Regions from separate parts of the Homo sapiens genome. Here region 2 is linked to region 1. A link is a contact called in ENCODE Hi-C or POLR2A ChIA-PET data. All regions are on one chromosome and are shown on one strand. Each heading gives the region's core, a stretch centred on a gene start or an enhancer-like site at or near the end of the contact. The rest is flanking DNA. Distances are from core to core; before and after follow the strand shown. Region 1 overlaps DYM (dymeclin). Region 2 overlaps DYM (dymeclin).

Region 1 (6,836 bases), core at 478-2,977:
TTCTCATTTTCCTTTTTCATCTTTTACCAACAAGTGGTTTAAAGCATTAGTCCAGGACACAGAATTTTATGTGGTTACTGGCAAAGGTACTTAAGTAAAACTTCTGTGAAAGAAAAGGAAGGAACATGTTCATTTTCCCAGTTAATGACTAATGTAAAAGAGAAAATGGTTTCAAATGTGTAAATCACTTATACAACAGTGTTTTGAGCAATGGGAATGACCAACAAAACATTGAAGTATCATGAAAGAACATACAACGGTGCTTATTTTTAAGGTTACTGCTGTTTGTTTAATCACCTTTCAGGTCTCTATCAGGAGTGATTCACAGTCATCTCTCCTACTGAATCAGTGCTAACCATTCTCTTCAATTAAATCTGAGAAAAGGCAGCAAAATTCAAGTTCATAAACCCATTTGGAAAATGTTGTGATTTACAAAGTCTCATACACATAAATGTTAAGAAAAAAAAAAAAAAGGATTGTCAATGACAGATTCCAAATGGAATTTTCCCACTATTTCTAGAAGCAGATGCTTTAAGAAATTCATTTTTACTTAGTGAAAATTTTATACAAGAAGAAAATATTCAATCAGTGACTCTAAAATCTGTAAACTTCAGTAGCAGAATTCACAGGACTGTTACAAATTCAAATTGTCCTATCATGGCATAATTACCTCCATGGTTGGCAAATACCAGTAAATATGACCTATTTCCTCAAATATTAATTTTATAGATCTCTGATTAAAGAAGAATGCTACTAAGGCAACATCAGAACTTCAGAACTATACATATTCAACACATTTTTGTGGAGTAAATGGCACAGGAATACTACATAAATCAAATAATAATTGCTTATAAATAACAAAACATTTGCAGATGACCCAAATTCAAGTTTTTGGTAAACCCAACTCCCCATTGCCACCCTGGCCCCGATAGGGTTTCTAAACAGTTACTAGATATATTTTTCTTATCACAGGTATGGCAAGTGTAGAATTAAGCGAGCTGTTATGCTAATTAAAAAATTAGAACATTCAACTTAACAGGAAAATCTTAAAAGATACATTTTGGAATTATAAACTTAATACCTTAAGGGGATGACAGATTGTGACATCACATACCCACACACACACGAGAAAAAACTAGCACCAGTCAGGCTGTGGCTGCACACAGCTATCTTTGTTTATCATTGACTGATATCTGGACTGGGTACTGTTCCCACAGTCTCATATCAGGACAACCATTTAGAAATGAAACAAACCACAGGAAAGAAGCAAGGCAACTCTACAGCTGTCTGGTATGCATCATCACTGCAAACTCAGAACTAAAGAGTTCTCTAATAAAGTTTCTAAATACCAATCCACTATGTTGTTGTCTGGAGATTTAGAGCTGTCCTTATTAGAACTTGATGAACTTCTCCTGTGGTTAATGGCAAGATAATTTTTAGCATCTTCATCAAAGCCATATTCCAAAATATAAGAAATGTCACAGGTAGTCACACTACTTTAAGAAAATTTATAACACATTCTCTTTCCTATTATTATATTATGCTCACCCCTGTGCTGTTTCTATTCTATTCCATCAGCATCCTCTAAGGTCAGGTGATGTCTTAGTGCATTTTCTGTCGGTTAGAACAGAATACCTGAAACTAGGTAATTTATAAAGAAAAAGGAATTTATACAGTTATGGAGGCTGGGAAGGCCATGGTCAAGGAGATGCAGCTGGTGAGAACCTTCTTGCTAGTGGTGACTCTCTGTGGCATCCCAAGATGATGCAGGGTATCACACAGTGCATGCTAACATGCTAGCTCAAGTCTCTCTTCCTCTTCTTATAAAGCTACTAGTTCCCCTCCTATGCTAACCTATTAATCCATTAACTCACTAATCTATTGATCCATGAATTCATTAATCCATTTATAAGGGATCCAATCACCTATTCAAGGTCCCACTTCTCAATACTGCCACACTGGGGATTAAGTTTCAACATGAGTTTTGGATGGCACATTCAACCGTAGCAGTTGGTAATAAACTCTTCGTCATTAAGGTGGATGGAACAAAGGCCACATGTTACTGCTGCTCTCTTCTGACCATGTCTGGTAAGACTGGAGTCACACCCTGATGAGAGCAGAGCCAATTAGATTCTCTTTCTCAGGAATTGAGAATGAGGACTTTAAGACTTTAAGACAGCTAAAGGCACTGCACTCACAAGGTTGGAGGGAAGAAGAGGAAGGGCTGGGGTTGCTATTTTAGGTCCAAGTAAGCAAACAGATAAACCTGGATGGTAGAAAGCAGCAGCAGAATAAAGCAGAAGCAAAAGGAAGCAGAGACCAGAAACGAAATGACCCCCAAAACAGGACCCAATGGCTTTTCAATTTTAGGTTCCAGATCTCTGGGAAATCCAGGTGTACTTGCTCCCCTTAAGTTCAATAAGGAATCTTTGCATACTTCCTATAAAATCATCCCTGCTTTTGTTTTTGTGTTATTAGCTTGAGTGGGTTTCTCAACTCAGATATAAAGATTCTTAATTATGTACAAATTATTGGTTTAAGGTTGATTTTCTTCAACCACTTGTTAACAATCATTTACAACTTGTTCCCTTGATTTGAGACATCATTCTTCTATTTGCATATTAGAGGTTTCTTGGGCAGCAAAGATTTTCAGCACAGTAAAATCTTGAGAAGAGAGGGGTAATGCTATTATAAATTTTACAATGAAATAATTTATTTATTTATTATTTTTTTGAGATGCAGAGTCTTACTGTGTCACCCAGGCTACAGTGCAGGGGCATGATCTCAGCTCACTGCAACCTCTGCCTCCCGGATTCAAGTGATTCTCCTGCCTCGGCCTCCCAAATAGCTGGGACTACAGGTGTGCACCACCACACCCGGCTAATTTTTGCATTTTTAGTAGAGATGGGGTTTCACCATGTTGGCCAGGCTGGTCTTGAACTCCCGACCAAGTGATCCATCTGCCTCGGCCTCCCAAAGTGCTGGGATTACAGGCAGGAGTTACTGTGCCTGGCTGAAAGGAAAATTTTTTATTGATGAATAAGGTAACTACTTACATAATCTGGTAGAGGAACATCATTAGAACTCAGCGAACCTCTCAAGGACTGTGTGGCTTGTTCCAGAACTTTGTTGTGTTTTTTAGACAGCAAAGAAAATAAACTGGAAAAACAAACAAAAAACCAATTATATTAAAGGAACTGTTTTCTTTTCTGTCTTCTGTGGAAATATATAGTTCCACAGCATGTCAATTATTCTAAAATATACTTGTAAATGATTCTTTCTTCATGCCTGTGTTAACAGCAAGATTAATAATAGTATTTATGTAAGAAAAAAGGAGTGGGGAGGATGTTTAAATCATAAGAATTCTAAAAAATTTTTTAATGACAGTTTAAAATTATGTTTCAAACACAGGAGCATTTTTCATAAGATTACTATAGGGAAAAGAATAGTGGCAAAAACCTGAGATGTAGACTATGACTAACTCATAGTGCAATCTACTACAAGTCACTTGAGCTTGTGTATTTTCTCATCTTCTGAAAAAGTGTGTTGGACAAGATTATTTCTCTACTGTCATACAGAGTCTATGGTTCTGTATTATAGCTTTATTTCTCAAAAATAATGATTCAAAATGTTTTATAAGATTTCTGCTTCTGGCCATGACAGATTAACTGATACTGGACTAACTCTCCTGCTATCACTAACTGAAAACTAAAAAAAAAAAATGACACAACTGTTTTCAGATGTAACACAACATGTGAAGTAAAGGATTATAATCCCTAACAAAAGGGAGATGAAGATGAGCCCCATAATGGTGAGCTTCTGTCTCGAGGAACATTGCAGACTATGGTCCAGGAAGGTGGGACCCAAAGAGTACACAGCAGTGTTGTGCTGAGCTAAGGCAGAGAGAGGAATTTAACACTGCTGTGGCAACTGCATTTTGCAAGGTGGAATACTAGAGAGGAGAGAATTTCCAGAAAGCAGGTCCAGAAATCCAAGTGTCTTCTTGAATGTTTGTATAAATGTTAAGCTGTAATGTGCAGAGCAAGACTCCACAAGGTGTGGCAGTAAACAACTACCCAGGAGCTGTAAATTAAACAGAGATTTTGGGGACCATAACAGACTGAGGGATATTGGAGCTCCAACCAGCCAGAAGATAAAAATCAATGAACATGAACATTTAGTTGAATGCTTAGAAAGGCCATGCTTTAGGAGTCAGACTATTCTATTCTAGAGTGCAAATTACTTTATTCTAAGAGGCACCCTAATAGAGCAAAACAAACAATCTTCAAAGAATACAGTTGATTTACATTAAATATAAATGCACTAAACACTCCAGTTAAATGTCAGAGATTTTCAGACTGGATAAAAAAGCGAGACCCAACCATGTGCAGTTTAAAAGAGACACATTTGTAAATTTAAAGATACAGACAAGTTAACAAAAGGATACAAAAAAGACATACTATAAAAACATTAATCATAAGGAAGTTGGAATGGCCATGTTAATTTCCGACAAAGTAGGCTTAAGAACAATATTATTATTACTAGAGATAAAGAGGGAGATTTTATAATGATGAAAGCCAGTTTACCATGAAAACATAACAATCCTAAATACTTATGTGCCTAATAAAAGAACTTCAGAGGTATGTATTATAATTATATGATCCCAATATTAAATTTATTGTATCAAATAAAGAAAGGATTCTTCTTTGGGATAGATGGCAGCTTAAAAACAAAGGCAATTCTGATTCCATGTACTTCCCATAAAAATCTGAAGTATGGCCTTTAGTATTTTTTTATGCCAAAACTTCACTGTAGTATTTAGTAATCCCCTTACAAATAAAATATTTAAATATCAATTTAGGAAAATCTGTAATTATTTCAGATGGTTTAAAAAGGATATCCATTGAAGACAGGGCCACTAAGTAGTCTTTGTAGATTAAGTTTCAACTCATATCATCAAGGAAAAAAATTCCTTAACATTTATTGGTAATGTTAGATGTTGTACAAAACAAACATAACAGAGGCAATGAATATTATTTACATTTATACTTAAATAAAGTGGGAAGAAAAATAATTACATGAAGTAATTACTGAATGAATAAGTATGAAATTTTATGATACTGGTTACATGCTGAGGATATATCTGAACGAACGATTTCTTTGAAATGAAACACTTCTGAAATGAAATACTCCAGTGAAGTTTCATGAAGGTCACCTTAGGCCCTACCCAATGTCTTGAAAAAGAAGAAAGAGTTATCTGTGCAAGAGAGAATAAAAGCCACTTCCAAATAGAAGGCAAAGCACAGAGGCAAAAGTAGGAGAGAGCAAGAAAATTGGAATGGAGGTACTATACAAGAAGTAGAAAACAGAATTCAGTACATAAGAGCACACACTTTTTTCCAATCATTTTATTTTTCTGGGTCTTCTCCATTTGAGGTTTAGTTTTGCTTTATCTTTCCTTTTTAAGGTTAACCGTAAACACCATACTTTCCACTCATCGTTATTCTCATGACCCACTGATAACTAATATTAAGTTTATTGTGTATGATTCCAGAAACCTTATATGCATTAATGCATGTAAACAAATGCATACTGTATACATATATATCCATCTTTGTTATTCCATGAAATATATACTATGCTGTACCTTTCACTTTGTCTATCTAACAATATATTCCTTCATTCATTCAACAAACACATGAGTGTTTACTGTTACTTGATATCAAAGGATATGGATATACCGTAATTTATTTAGTCCATTATTAATCACTCACTGCAATTGTTTCCAAATTTTTATATTATAAACAGCATTGAAATGAACACCCTTGTAAATAAGTTTTAGCATGCCTGAGTGAGACTATCTTTTGGATAAATTGCCTGAAGCAAAACTGCTGAGTAAGAGTAACTGAACATAATACTGAACTGCATTAGGGGGTCCATATTTTCGAGTATGTAAATTATTTTGCAGGAGATGCAAAAAAAAAAAGGTAAAAAAATTGGGATTGTTTATAAGACATGTTTACATGGAAATGCATACAGAAGGAAATCAGTAATACGCTTCTAATTAGTTGCAGTATATTTTCTGGAATAAATGGAATTTCAGAAATTTTTTGAGGCTAAAAGAACTTTGGGTAGTCAATTCTTGCACAAGGTGTGGCAAGACTCAAAAACATAAATTGGCTACCCAAACAAAAAAAGAAAAGCAATAAATATGCCTGAAAGAAGTGAGCTTCTTGGTGTTAGGAAGAAGAAATGGAACAAGTGAAGCACAGCAGCATACTTTGCTTAGTTGAAGAAAAAATAAGAACTCAGGAGGTGCTTCCTGAGTTTAGCAAACCTGGGATGTTCATTCTCACATTCCGTGTGTGTGTGTGTGTGTGTGTGTGTGTGTGTGTGTGTGTGTGTGCGCGCCTGTGTCCCCTATTAGTGCACTATCAGAGAACAATAGAGGTGATCTATAGTAACTCTCATTATCAATTTAAGAAAATTATTAAACAGTCCTAGGGACCAGAGCAAAAAACACTTGAAACTGTTTCTTTTAGAGAAGAAAGGCTAGTTTGTTTGTTTACTGATTTTAAAAGAGAGTATGAACACTCTGTTTTGCTTGCTAGTAGGACACCAAACAAGGAAGTGAGCTTCAATTCAAACATGAGATATTTTGGTTGAGCATAATGGAAAATTTTACTACTAAGGACACAAATGTTGAAATGGTATACCCCAAGAAGCTGTGGATACTGCTTCTAGCTATCTTTAAGAAATTCTCTGTAAGAATAGATCATTTGAGGTCACATTCAGCTCTCCATCGAAGAGAAACAGAGAATTCACACTTCCTTTGT
Region 2 (7,011 bases), core at 4,006-6,505, 90 kb before region 1:
GTGATGTGTTATGGAGGTTCAGTAGGGGAAGGAGTAGGGTGATGTGAGTGTTATGGAGGTTCAGTAGAGGAAGGAGTAGGGTGATGTGAGCACTATGGAAGTTTGGTAGGAGAAGGAGTGGGGTGATGTGAGTGTTACGGAAGTTTAGTAGGGAAGGAGTGGGGTGATGTGTGAAAATCTTGGGGAGAATCTCTGGCCTTCGCTGGCCCTCGTGGGAAACAAGCACAGGCTGAGGCTGGGAGCGTGCATGCCATGTTCAGAGAACTGGGAGGGATCAACGTTATCCTGAAACAATTGTCCATGCCACATGCAGGGGCAGAGCAGAAGAATCTGCCTCTCAAATGGCCAGTTAAAGATCAACTTGCAGTTAAATAACACACAACAAAATAAAGTATGCCAGTTAAAAATATTAAATTTAGTCACAAATGTGCATGAAAGTAGAACTCAAAAAGACAGTTCTAAAAATATTTATGGTACTAGAATACTGAGCCCCCGAGATCTAGCCTGAGGACATGGTCCCTCCAAGGCATAAACAGATCTGAGATGTTACTGCTGACAGAACACCCACCCCTCCAAAACTGGCCCTTTTGCAAAGGCGTTTCATTAGTCACAAAGAGGATAGGTCAATGAAAGAGAATTTGAGTTAACATAAATACATCATAAACATCAAGCCAAAACTCATGGCATCATCCTTCTACACAAAGAATAGCACAGGGGCAATGACTAGTAATAGTTGGACTTTCAAGCTTTTTTGAGGCTGCTTTGAGAGGGGACTGTGGACTGATATTAACAGTTACAGTGTCCCTTGAATGCAGAGAAAAGCCATGTGTAGTACAAAGGGACATGACCAGGTGCAGTCAGGAAGTCCAGGATAGGAGCCTGGATCTGCCCCCACCAGCCTGGTGACCTTGGATGAGGCAATTCTCATTTCCCCAAAATAAGGGGGTTGAAAAGAGGGTTTCTCAAGTATCTCTTCTTTCTCCATTCTAACAACTAATGCTGAGAGAAAGGATATTTTTTGGTCCACTTCCTTAGGAACAGAAGATTCATGACTGGTTCCTTCATACCTTTCTTTAAACAAAAGCATTTCCCACAAATCCTAAGGCTTACAATGGAGAAGGGGCACAGTTTGATGCTGCTCCTTAGAAATGAAAGGAGCTCCAGAGAATATTGTTTTTAAGTCATTGTAACAGCTTTTGTTAGGCTGGACTGCTGGAGGTGAGGAGTATATGACAAGCCAGAACAACTCCAAAAATGAACTGGGTACCCTGACACTTGGCTGCTTTTTTAAAAACTTAAAAAGCCACATACAGCTCTCATATGCTGAGGATGAGGAGAAATTCCTTTTTTTCCCTTTTTCTATGCCCTCTCTCAGCAGAATAAAAGAGTGGAAATCTAAAAGAAGGAAACAGCTTCTCCTATTTCCTCTCCAGAAGTGATTACATTCCAAGCCATCTTTTTTATTCTACTGGAAAGTGTCACTTATGGGATTCGGAATCAGGGTCAATTCTAAATAGTTCACATGAACACATCTGCATGGAATTGATGTTTTTTCATAAATACAAACACTGGAACCAGGAGAAAGTTTACAATGTCAAGTTTTCAGTTTTTGCTTATTGTGAGAATAGAATGTATATTGAGGAGACACAGGCAAAACAAAAGAAGTATAATAAATTGATTATGGAAGAAGGGATCTTTGGAGTTAGCCTAGTTTACCCTCATTTGACAACACATTAGTAAAATAATTACCTACATAGATGGGATGATGCGTGAGTTAAATTAGACAACTTAGTCTTGACAGAGATACTAACGTGTTCATGGAAAATAGTGAATAAACTAAATTGTTATACACCAAATCATACATTAAAGTCAGCATTTACAAGAATCTTGCTATGATCCCTCCCAAAGTAAAATAAAAAGAAAACTAACCTGCTAAAGAAAATCATTCAGCAATTTATCTATTCTGAAAGTTCAGACTGGCACCTTGAGCCTTCTTTGGGCTTAGGTCACCCACTCGCTATTCTCAAAGACAGGGCTTTGTGTTTCTCAAGGGTAGAGATGATACCAGCTCTATGTCCTGTATCATCCCAACTTTTCTTCAGGGTCATGACTGCCACAGACTCACAACTCTTTTTGGTATATTTTCATGAGTAGCATGTAAAAGTTCTTATAAGATACTGAAAAGTAAGGCTTGTGTGTTGTTTAGTTTATAAAACAACACATATACTTATAAAAGTAAGACTCATGTGTGTTGTTTTGCTCCCTTGCTAATCAGAACAAGTGGCCCTTGATTTTCATAACTGTTAGTGTACTAACCTGTAGCAGTTCTTTTAAGTTGTGGCTTCTAGTCTATTATGGACTTGGGAACCAGATGGCTAAGCTTATTAAAACTGTGTATTGGGCCAGGCATGGTGGCTCACGCCTGTAATCCCAGCACTTTGGGAGGCCAAGGCAGGTGGATCATGAGGTCAGGAGTTTGAGACCGGCCTGACCAACATGGTGAAACCCCATCTCTACTAAAAATACAAAAATTAGCTGGGTGTGGTGGCGCATGCCCGTAATCCCAGCTACTCGGGAGGCTGAGGCAGGAGAATTGCCTGAACCCGGGGGGTGCAGGTTGTGGTGAGCCAAGATCGCGCCACAGCACTCCCGCCTGGGCAACAGAGCGAGACTCTGTCTCAAAAACAGACAAATAAACAAACAAAACTTGTATCAAGCAAAGAGTATGGCTGTGAGCAAGAGGCTCCCTGATTAATAAAGTACAAGACAAGAGCTCCGAGCCATCCATTTTGATTGTTCAGAATCTACAACTCTAGTTTTTGGCTTTGTTCTGGAAAAGTGAGGTTGATAGATATGTGAGAAACTAACATTGGCTAACAGTTACTGAGAGCTTGCTTTGTGCTAGGGAGTTTACGTGCATTGTTTCTTTTGATTTCTCCAACTATTCCAGGATGTAGGTAAGGTGATGAGTTAGACCTGTCCTTGAGGTGAGAAACTGATGCACAGTGAAGGTGAAATAACTTGCCCCAGACTGCAGGACTGGGGACTCACTCTCAGCCCTCCAGCATCCCACCTGCCTCTCCACTTATGTGCTTCAGAATCTGCATTCTGTCCACGGCCATTCTTCATTTCACACTCAAGGAAACCACTGCAGCTCAAAGTCCTCTGAGTGTGAACAGTCTTCTTTTGCCTCCCAAGCCCCCTTTGCCCATTTGTGTTCTCTAATTTTCTTAAGTTCCTCACATTTGAAAAGGAAGGGAGTAGAGAAGCCGTTTCTTTGAATGCTACTTTAGAAACTGTGCCCCCCTAAACAGTAAGGTTCTTTAAGGGACAACCACTAGCAGAGTGCTGTGCAGGCAGGAGTTGCTCAATCAATACTAGTTGAACAAATAAATGAAAGACAAGAAAATCTCTATTGCAAATAGTAGCTTTGTAGGAAAAGGAATGTTAGCCGCTGGATGTTGGAGATATTTATTCAAAGACTCAGAGGCCTAAAGACTGTGAGAACACCATAAATAAATATAATGATCAAGAGTCCACATGGTTCCTTATACCCCATTGTGCCCTGATTTGAAAAACTCTCAATATTGGGTTTGGTGTTTTCTCTTCAATAGGGACTGTTAGCAATGAGAGGCTGTATGGTGGAATGTGCAGACCATTTATAAAGGACAAAAATAATCACTGATTTTTCATTTTCAGTTCCTGTAGGTTAGGGCTGGGATACAGATCACCAAAGATGAAGGCAAATCTTTTATAGTGCCTACCTGCTTTTATTTTTCATGCCTGTATCAACAGGAAAAATGTTGAATGCATGAATTTGATAAGACTGATATTTATTTAATGGCAGAGGCTGCTAGAAACAAGAACTAGGCACATGATTTGAATGCTTTCATTAGTGAAATCCCTCTGATGCATGTTTAAATGAAAGACTATGCCTTCATTTCCAAAAATACTGTCTTTTGCAGTACACATGTTAAACTGAATGGAGAAAAATAAGATAACCCCTGACAAAAAGTAACCACTTAACTTCAGTCTGTGTAACATTCTGTGATACAATTGAAACCACGGACACAATGCTCTAAAGGCAATTCAAGTTCACAAAAGCTTATCTCCCCGTGATGAACAGAGAAGACGATTCATTCATTTTCCCTTTATGGAACCAGTGTGTCTCTTTGGGGTTCAGATTATGAGCAAAACCACCAGCCAGCATAGGCTAAGAGGTGGCTTTGTGACCACAAGTACATTTTTAGCAAATCGGAGCTACAACAGTCAAGGGTAACAGGCTCACTGATAGTAAATCACTACTTACTTGGGGGCCTAAAATAATCAGGGTTAGAAGTCAAATGTGAAGCCGCTCCAAAGGGGGAAAAAAGAGTAAAAGGAATTCATTTCTTAATATCATCAAGTGTATATATTAACTACCATATATTTAATGGCAGGGAGAGAAAGGACAATAATGGTAAGACTACAAAGGATCCCATGTATAGCGTCTTGTCATAGGGACTATTGAAAATTAAATAAGGTTGTTTCTACTGCTACTGCTATCAATTAGCTAGCAACCACTTCCACAGCCATAATAACTGCCACATGCACGCTGCGCCTTACCCCTGGGCCTGCTAATTCCAAACACAGGAGGTTGCACACTGCACTCAACAGACTGGCCTACAACAGAATGCCCTGCTAGTCAGATTTTGTTTTACAAAATGAAATGATTCAGTACGTCAGAATATTTTAGATAATTTAGCCTAGTTCCATTCCTTAAACATATGAACTAGATTACATACTTTGTAATAATTTAACCTTCACTTATCCAAACATTCTCTGTGCCATACAACTACATGTTTCTCTTTATTTTTGTTCCTTCTAGTTTCACGAAGTTTAAACAATGATCTCTGGTCTAAGTTACAAAGCTATGCTGCCAATAAGGTGATTCGTGTCATGTTTAAAGGATTTCATTTTTGAAGTGGAAAAAATCACTCCTGTGAAACTGACACTGTAGTTTGAAAGACGAAAATGCCAACATAAAAAAAAAATCCCATTCAAAAGGGATGGGATTTGATATCTATGAAAGTAGCCCCCAGACTCACTCCCTGGCCACCTCCCACTCCAACCTTTCCCCTGTGGAGTTCTCAAACCCTTGTATTGACTGTGGTTCCCACAAAGACAAGAAGTAGTGAACAGCAAAATAGAGTAAATGCTTTTCCTGAACTTTGGAAGAAACCAGATTTCGTCAGTGAGGTTTGGCAACGTGAGAAACCCTGTAACCAATTTCATTTCCTGATAAATGAATGGTCCACAGGGGAAAGTCCACCAGTGAGTTTCGGAACGTTTGAGAGCTGAGACTTTATGAAAGGCTCCTTGAAGGAGTCAGCCTGTCTTTGCTTATCATTGCTGAGACAGACAGCGCCGTGCAAATAGGAGAGCTGCCAGACTCCATTTAGAGCCCTTGCTGAAGCACAACTGATAGGGCTTCACAAACATGTGATATCCCTTTAAGAAAGGACATTGCTATCGTGTGCCCCTTCCATTAGACTAGGCTCTTAAACCTGCAGGGCTGGAAACATATGCCTATTAAAATTATTTCAGAAGAGCAGGTTTAATAGTCTTCTCATTTAAATGTAACTCCCCTCGTCCAACCAAAAACAAAATATCCTTGGCATTCAGTTTTGATTTAGAGTTGGGAAAATGTAATGTATAAAAATGAACACATACGTGGATAAATAAGAGTAAAACATAGTGACTCAATCTCAGGGAAGTTATGACAAATAGAAAGTGCCTCAAAGTATTGAAACAAGTTCATCTGAAATGTGAATAGCCTCATTCGTCACAAGATCATTTACATTTTAAACTTGAAATGAGTATCTTTATGTTTAAGTAAACTAAAAGGCAATTCTCATAACTCTATATGTGCTATATTTATGCCTAAAAATTTAAAAATATCTTAACACTTTTCAAGTTAATTCAGAATTGGCCAAAGTACAAATATGTTTACTGAATTAAGGTAAACTTTTGTCAAAGGTTAACTTGACAGATTAAAAAATATGTAATTTTGGTTTGCTTAGAAAACACAAACAATACCACCTCCCCCCACCCCCATAAAATAGTCAAATGAACACTTGAAGGCAAGAGAAGTTTGGAAAAGTCTTAAATAATGGCTTCAGGCCCTCAATTAGAAAAAATTAGAAAACCCAAAAAAACAAAATCTGAAACGAGTGAGCTTTCAAGAGGCTGGCAGCCTTGGCCTGGCAGTAAGGAAGCCTGGAGTTGATTAAATTCACCCTGCAAACCCACGTCACAGCAGCAACAAGGACATGCTGGAGGTCTACAGAGAGGCTGAGGCTAATTTCACCCACCGATAATAACCACGTCTAAAACAAGGAATGGGGGAATGCCAATGAGCCCTAAGCTTCCTCTTTAACCATTTAATCCATTTTTTCTTCTTCCATGGTTTTGGAACCACAAGACACATTCTTTTTTTGACTTCAATTTTGGATTCTTGGTGACACTGAGTTGGGTTGTGTCCAGGCCCAGGATAAGTAGAGAAGTCTGTGCATTCACTATAGGGAGGCAGTGTTACACTCGCTTTATTAAGGTAAAATAATTTGGTATCAAAACGTTAAGATGGAAGGGAAAGGGAGTCTCCCAGCTTATTTTAAAACTATCCGAGTTGTGATTCTGATCAGTCATATGAATTGAAAAAGATGACCACTTTAACAGCTAGGTTCTTTTGGCCTCCACAGCTTATAAATAAAAAGCAAAACTAAATTTACACAGTTGGCTCTCTGTATCCATAGGTTTCGCATCCCTGGATTCAACCAACCATGGATTTAAAATATTCTGAGGAAAAAACAAGGATAGTTGCATCTGCACTGAACATTACAGACTGTTTTTTCTTGCCATTATCCCTAAATGATACAGTATAACAACTACTTATATGGCATTTACATTATATTAGGTATTGTAAGTAATCTAGAGATGATTTAAAGTATACAGGAGGATGTACACAGGTTA

What was found. A loop is a pair of places that touch in the nucleus more often than their neighbours do. ChIA-PET counts read pairs that join two places held with the same protein, here RNA polymerase II (POLR2A). Pooled maps may share reads with other maps.
Region 2: a loop to region 1 is called in a pooled map, with 7 times the contacts of the local background. The contact joins two enhancer-like sites. A Hi-C loop is called at or near these places in 2 of 168 maps with a recorded cell type or tissue (HepG2 and heart right ventricle), 5 of 37 single-sample maps with no recorded cell type and 6 of 50 pooled maps. POLR2A ChIA-PET finds 5 or more read pairs at or near these places in 2 of 52 experiments (CD8-positive, alpha-beta memory T cell and OCI-LY7).

What each region holds. Positions count from the first base shown.
Region 1 is chr18:49,160,629-49,167,464 of GRCh38, forward strand. DYM (dymeclin) reads right to left here. Exons shown (of 18, transcript NM_001353214.3): 15 at 3,057-3,159. Among named protein-coding and RNA genes, the nearest start is that of MIR4744, 110 kb to the left of the region's middle. RefSeq lists a silencer at 1,220-1,279. Within about 2 kb of position 1,728, at least 2 of the 41 ENCODE cell types and tissues checked have a DNase peak (open chromatin) inside an H3K27ac peak, as active enhancers do.
Region 2 is chr18:49,067,361-49,074,371 of GRCh38, forward strand. All of the region lies in intron 17 of DYM (dymeclin), which reads right to left. Among named protein-coding and RNA genes, the nearest start is that of MIR4744, 21 kb to the left of the region's middle. Within about 2 kb of position 5,256, at least 7 of the 41 ENCODE cell types and tissues checked have a DNase peak (open chromatin) inside an H3K27ac peak, as active enhancers do.